2 separate regions of the Homo sapiens genome follow, and region 1 is linked to region 2. Evidence: chromatin loops called from intact Hi-C (ENCODE). Cell type or tissue: CD4-positive, alpha-beta T cell. All regions are shown on one strand.

Region 1 (2,500 bases), 870 kb after region 2:
GACTTTACAAGTATTCAGTTTGAAAAGGCCTGATTTATGTCCACTCAGGGGTGGATATTAAAAATATTTAACAAGTGACACTCCATGGCCATCCAGCTACACAGATCAGCTGATCAGAAAGGAGTGCCAGCCACAAACAACTGTATAGTCTCGTAACTCCCAGCTGAGCAAGTGTAGTTGCTGAGCTGAAGAGAGTAGGTAATTTTTGAAACCAATCAGCCATTTAAAAAAAAAGAGGGTTATGATTATGAATATTTTATAAAATATCATTATTTCTTATTTTTAAATACCATATGTTTTGATTATAACCATTATCATGAGGAAAATCTCACCTGAGTTTCACTATGTCTCCATTGAAAAATTCTTACAAATTTATGGAAACTTCAAAGTGGTTGCAACCATTCAAATAAATGAATGACTGTAATGAATGCAGATTGCCTTAACTTGAGCTAAGAAAGTGTCAGAGTTTAACATAGAAATTAAACAAATGATTTTTTGAGAAACTAAAATGATTACTAACGGTATAATAAACCAATAATTTTCTGTGACATCAACCAGGATTTTAGCTTCTATCAGAAAATACTATCACAGACAAACAACAAGCAAACCAAAACTTCAGACGCATGCTGGGGAGGCTACAGAAGGAATGAAGTCTTTACACTCAGGAGCAAAAAGGCATCCAGATGGTATGTTCTGCCTTACTTTAGAAGGCTGGAATGGTAGAGAGGAGGGGAGAGATGATGGCCACCAGGGAAGGGAAATAATCTGTCTCTCAAATCTTCCCTTGAAATTAGAGTTTAGGGATCCCATAAGGCAGTGGTTTGTACATAGTCAGGGCAAATCCACACACAGCAATAGCAGCCATGGAACCATACTTCAAGGATCTTGGGAGGACATTGACTTGCATACCTTGGGAAATCACACGGACGACATCAGAAAACCCAGGTAGCATACTTTCCCATCATAAACTAGCTCACATACACTCACAAAATCAGAAATGTGGTGACATGAGGTTAGGGTGGGGGAGTTCCACCTCATATAGAAAGTATTCATTTAATGTATTATGTAATGTCTATTAAAGGTATTACTTTAACTCTGTGGTAAATAAACCACTCCATAAGTCAGATATTCTCAGAAGTACTAGGAATACCTGGAGAAAATTAAGTAAGTATGACACACACAAACATATGTTAAAATCAGAGCTTCTTTTGTAAAAGTGACTATTGTTACTTTAAGGAAAACCCTGTGATTGTTCTCACGAGTACAGTGAAAACTGACTGGCCCTCAGTCCCTTCTGTAAAATGAAAGTTTATTTACATATGTCTTTCCTGAAAAACAACACTAAAGATACAGATCATAGACAATACAGATCACAGACAAGGATGTAGTATGCAATAGTAGATTTAACTTATTCTCTGTGGATATCACCTGATATTGCTCTTTAGACAAGAAGAGCCATTTTCTCCCTGGGTAAACACACACACACACACACACACACACACACACACACAATGTAAAATTTCCTTCACAAAAATGGAACTGGAAAGTATTAATGCCAAGAATACACAGGGCATAAATCTACATTTATGCCCATTATTTAAAAAAAAAAAGCAACCATGAAACAAGAAAATTGAGAGCATTTTCACAATCATCTTTTATTATTATTTCCTCTTAAAAATCCCCTTCTTATAAAAACATATCTTCTTATATTCATTTATGAAATTTTTCTTTAAGTTTACTTTCATATGGTATTAGCACACTTTAAAGCAATTTCTTCTACAGTTAGAATTTCTCATTGTTAGTGTAGTATGACTATTTGGCAAGTAAATTTGAAGACTGATCTCTTCAATGCAGTTGTATTGAGCCACTGAAGACTTTAAGCTCTGTATCTCTTGATTTTATCATGTTTGAAATAATTCTGAACTTGTTTTGTCTAAAATCAGTCATTCTAGTATTTGTCATTGCTTTTTCCGACATTTAGCAAAGCTTACAAAGTCCCCATGTCATTTCCTCTCCTTGAGATATTTAAGAGTAGAACAAGAAGAGAACCTTAGAGGTCATGAGGTCAGATGCCCAATGGAAAGTTTAAGTTACATTTAGGAGATCACCTCTAGAATCACTGCTACACATTCTTTGCCACTTGCCCACAGGTACACTCCACCTCACATTATCTATATACTGTAGACCCAACCTAGATCCATCTTAACACGAGGAAAAAAAGAATATGACTAATATTTTCAAAGTTCTTATTATGAGGTAGGCACTTTTAGATACCAAACATGTATTGTTTCATTTGACCCTCACAATGATTTTATGAGGGAATTACTATTATGGCCTTTATTTTTTTAAGTTGAGGAAACTGGGTATTAGAGAATATAAGCCACTTGCCCAAGATCACCAGCTGGTAGGAGGAAGAGTCAAGGCTAGGACTTTAACCCAGGTGTGGCTAACTCCAAAGCACAAGCTCTTATCCAGTAGGGTTGTTGTGAAAGCAAATGAG
Region 2 (2,500 bases):
CCTGCTTTAATATGTTCTAGCATTTGAATTGGCTTATGTGATCGTCTGGTTGATGTCCATCTCCTTCATGAACTTAAACTCCAGGAGAGCAGTATTCCCAGTGCCAAGCACAGTGCCTGAAATTTAGAGACTCTCAAATGTTGGTTAAACAAACAAAAAAAATGTATGCAGGGAGTATCAAGAGAGGACTATGTGAAGGTTTTTAGAGATCAGGTCATGGAATGTGAAGGGGCCTTAACCTTGAACCACAGTGTAAAGTGGGAGAGAGAGGGGTAGATTTAATTTATCTAGGAACTACATAGTTCTCTAAAAGACTTTAACTCTGACTTCTACATAATGAGTGAGGTCCCATAGTAAAGGGGTCATTATCCCAATAACCTGTCAAGTTGGTTCAGACCCTCAAGTGAAAGTCTAAAGAAAATTCAGCTGGAGACCAATAGGAGCGAAATAACTTTGTGCTCCCTGGGGAAAGAGACTAGGAGACTAGGTATCATTGATCTTTTTGTTCCCCACACTTGGCATGTATTCAGCCCTCAATGTACTCCACAGCACTGTGTGTGAGAAGGGTAAAGCAACATAGATGTCTAAGTTGGGGCAGAGACATAGTCACACAAGGATTAAGGCAGCATGCATCCCTGAGGCATGTTTCTCCCCCAACAAGGTCCCTAAATAACATAATAGGTAGAATCAAATGAGTGAGTTCTCCTTCTCCTGCAGTAACCCTTGAGAAATGATTTATGTCACATTATTTTCTGACCTCCAGAAGAGAACATTTAATCAGTCATTTTAATATAAATGAAATTCCCAATCAAGTTATACTTCATCAGGATTCCTGTGATTCCTGCCAGAATTAAATCACATGTCCTGGTCAGTGCCAGCACCCAGTGTGGGCAACCAGGCTGGCATAGGAAAGTGTCTGTTGCTTGCAGGTAAGATATATTTTTAAAGGCTGCTGGCAGTTGCTTATTAGACTGAGATTTCTAGGTAGTGGTCATGTAGTTTACAAATAAATATTAAGTTCTTTGATGTTTATTTCCTAGATCTTTTTCATCATCCTCATTATGACAATTGTTATCATAGCACCACTGTTAAGAACAATTCCTTTGAATTTACTTACCAAGTCTCTCAGCAAATACTTTTGGAGGTTAATTCTCAGCATGAGAGAGAGAAGGTAGGGGAGGAAGGAGGAAAGAACCATCTTTATTCATTAGGAAGAGCCTATCATATCTCTCAGTATCTCACAGTGTTCAAATTACTTATACCTAATTTATTTATTTTCTTCTATATAATTTTTACCTTGTCTTGTCCCAAAAGGAATATGAAGTAACTTTAAAAATACATAACAATACAGAATTTTGAAAAGAGGTAACTGAAGGAATTGCTGCAGAGAGAACAAAAGCAAAGTCTTCTTAATGACAGAAATAAAATTATAAATCACTTGGTGATCCATAGGTTTGTAAAATGGTATAACAAGGCAGTTGTCCAGAAGCACAGCCGCTCTTAATGCAGAGACTGCCTGGGCCCTCCTCTAGAGGGCGTGGTGGAGCACAGTCCCAGGGACTTTCTCACTGCAAGTGAACAATGGCGACCCCTCCCCGCATCGTATTAGACTGTCATCTAGTGTCAGCCAATGGGAAAATCCTCAGTACTATATAAGAGCAATTCCACAGTGACTAGGAATGTAGTTCCAATACTCAGTTCAAAGCAATCTACAAAAGCATCATATATGCTTTAGGTAGTCAATCTTGTGCAATTTTTCTATTAATACAGCCTTTGATGAATGGTGGGAGGCAGTGAGCTAGAAGTTACAATTACCGCACAAGAATCTGGTACTGATGGCTCAGTGGGATGGCAGAGGAGAAGAATTGTAGGTGATTCTGCCAGTGAGAAGTTATTACCCTACCACAAAGCTAATGCCCCAGCCTACTATCACACTCTGTATTTCTGACTATTAGCCCTTTTCTAGTGCAACACTTTGGAATGTAGTTCTTGACTTGGGCCAGGCCTGGGGAAGAAAGAATTAGTTACCTTAGATCAACTTTCTTCCAGAAAGACCAAGGTAAATGGGGTAATTGTGGAACTCCTCAGGAGATTCAAGTGGCCTATAGTTAGAATATGCTTGTATTATCAACATCTGCTAAACTGCAAGTGACCTATTTTACAGATTCTAAGACATACTTTTTAGCATTTACTACATGTCAGGCACTCTTCTAAGTATTTTATATGTATGACTCTTTTAATCATGAAGCCACGGTGTGTAAGTATCTTTTTGTAGTTCATTGATAGGCTGCATTGCAAAAAAAGGTTATCATTGATGACCTCTGGATGTGAACTACTTATAAATGCATTAACCACAATGCCAACTTATTCATTTGATTTGATTGCCCATGTTCTCTATTTAAGGCATGTCCTTTCACATAACTGAGGTACCAGGAAAGCTGGCTGCCATTCACTACCAACTAAAGCTTGAGGATGAATGAACATACTGGCTATCATACTG

What was found. A loop is a pair of places that touch in the nucleus more often than their neighbours do. Peaks named below come from ENCODE experiments on the same cell type or tissue, not always from the same donor. Only the 100,000 strongest peaks of a DNase experiment are listed, where the experiment ranks them.
Region 1: a loop joins it to region 2, with 7 times the contacts of the local background. A loop is called at or near these places in 1 of 110 quality-filtered maps.

The regions. Positions count from the first base shown.
Region 1 is chr3:112,489,131-112,491,630 of GRCh38, forward strand. The region is part of intron 1 of BTLA (B and T lymphocyte associated); the gene reads right to left. Among named protein-coding and RNA genes, the nearest start is that of BTLA, 9.1 kb to the right of the region's middle. In CD4-positive, alpha-beta T cell, no CTCF peak of the experiment used is centred here; a DNase peak (open chromatin) is centred at 991.
Region 2 is chr3:111,620,189-111,622,688 of GRCh38, forward strand. The region is part of intron 8 of CD96 (CD96 molecule); the gene reads left to right. Among named protein-coding and RNA genes, the nearest start is that of ZBED2, 26 kb to the left of the region's middle. In CD4-positive, alpha-beta T cell, a CTCF peak has its summit at 1,497 (motif pointing right); a DNase peak (open chromatin) is centred at 1,553.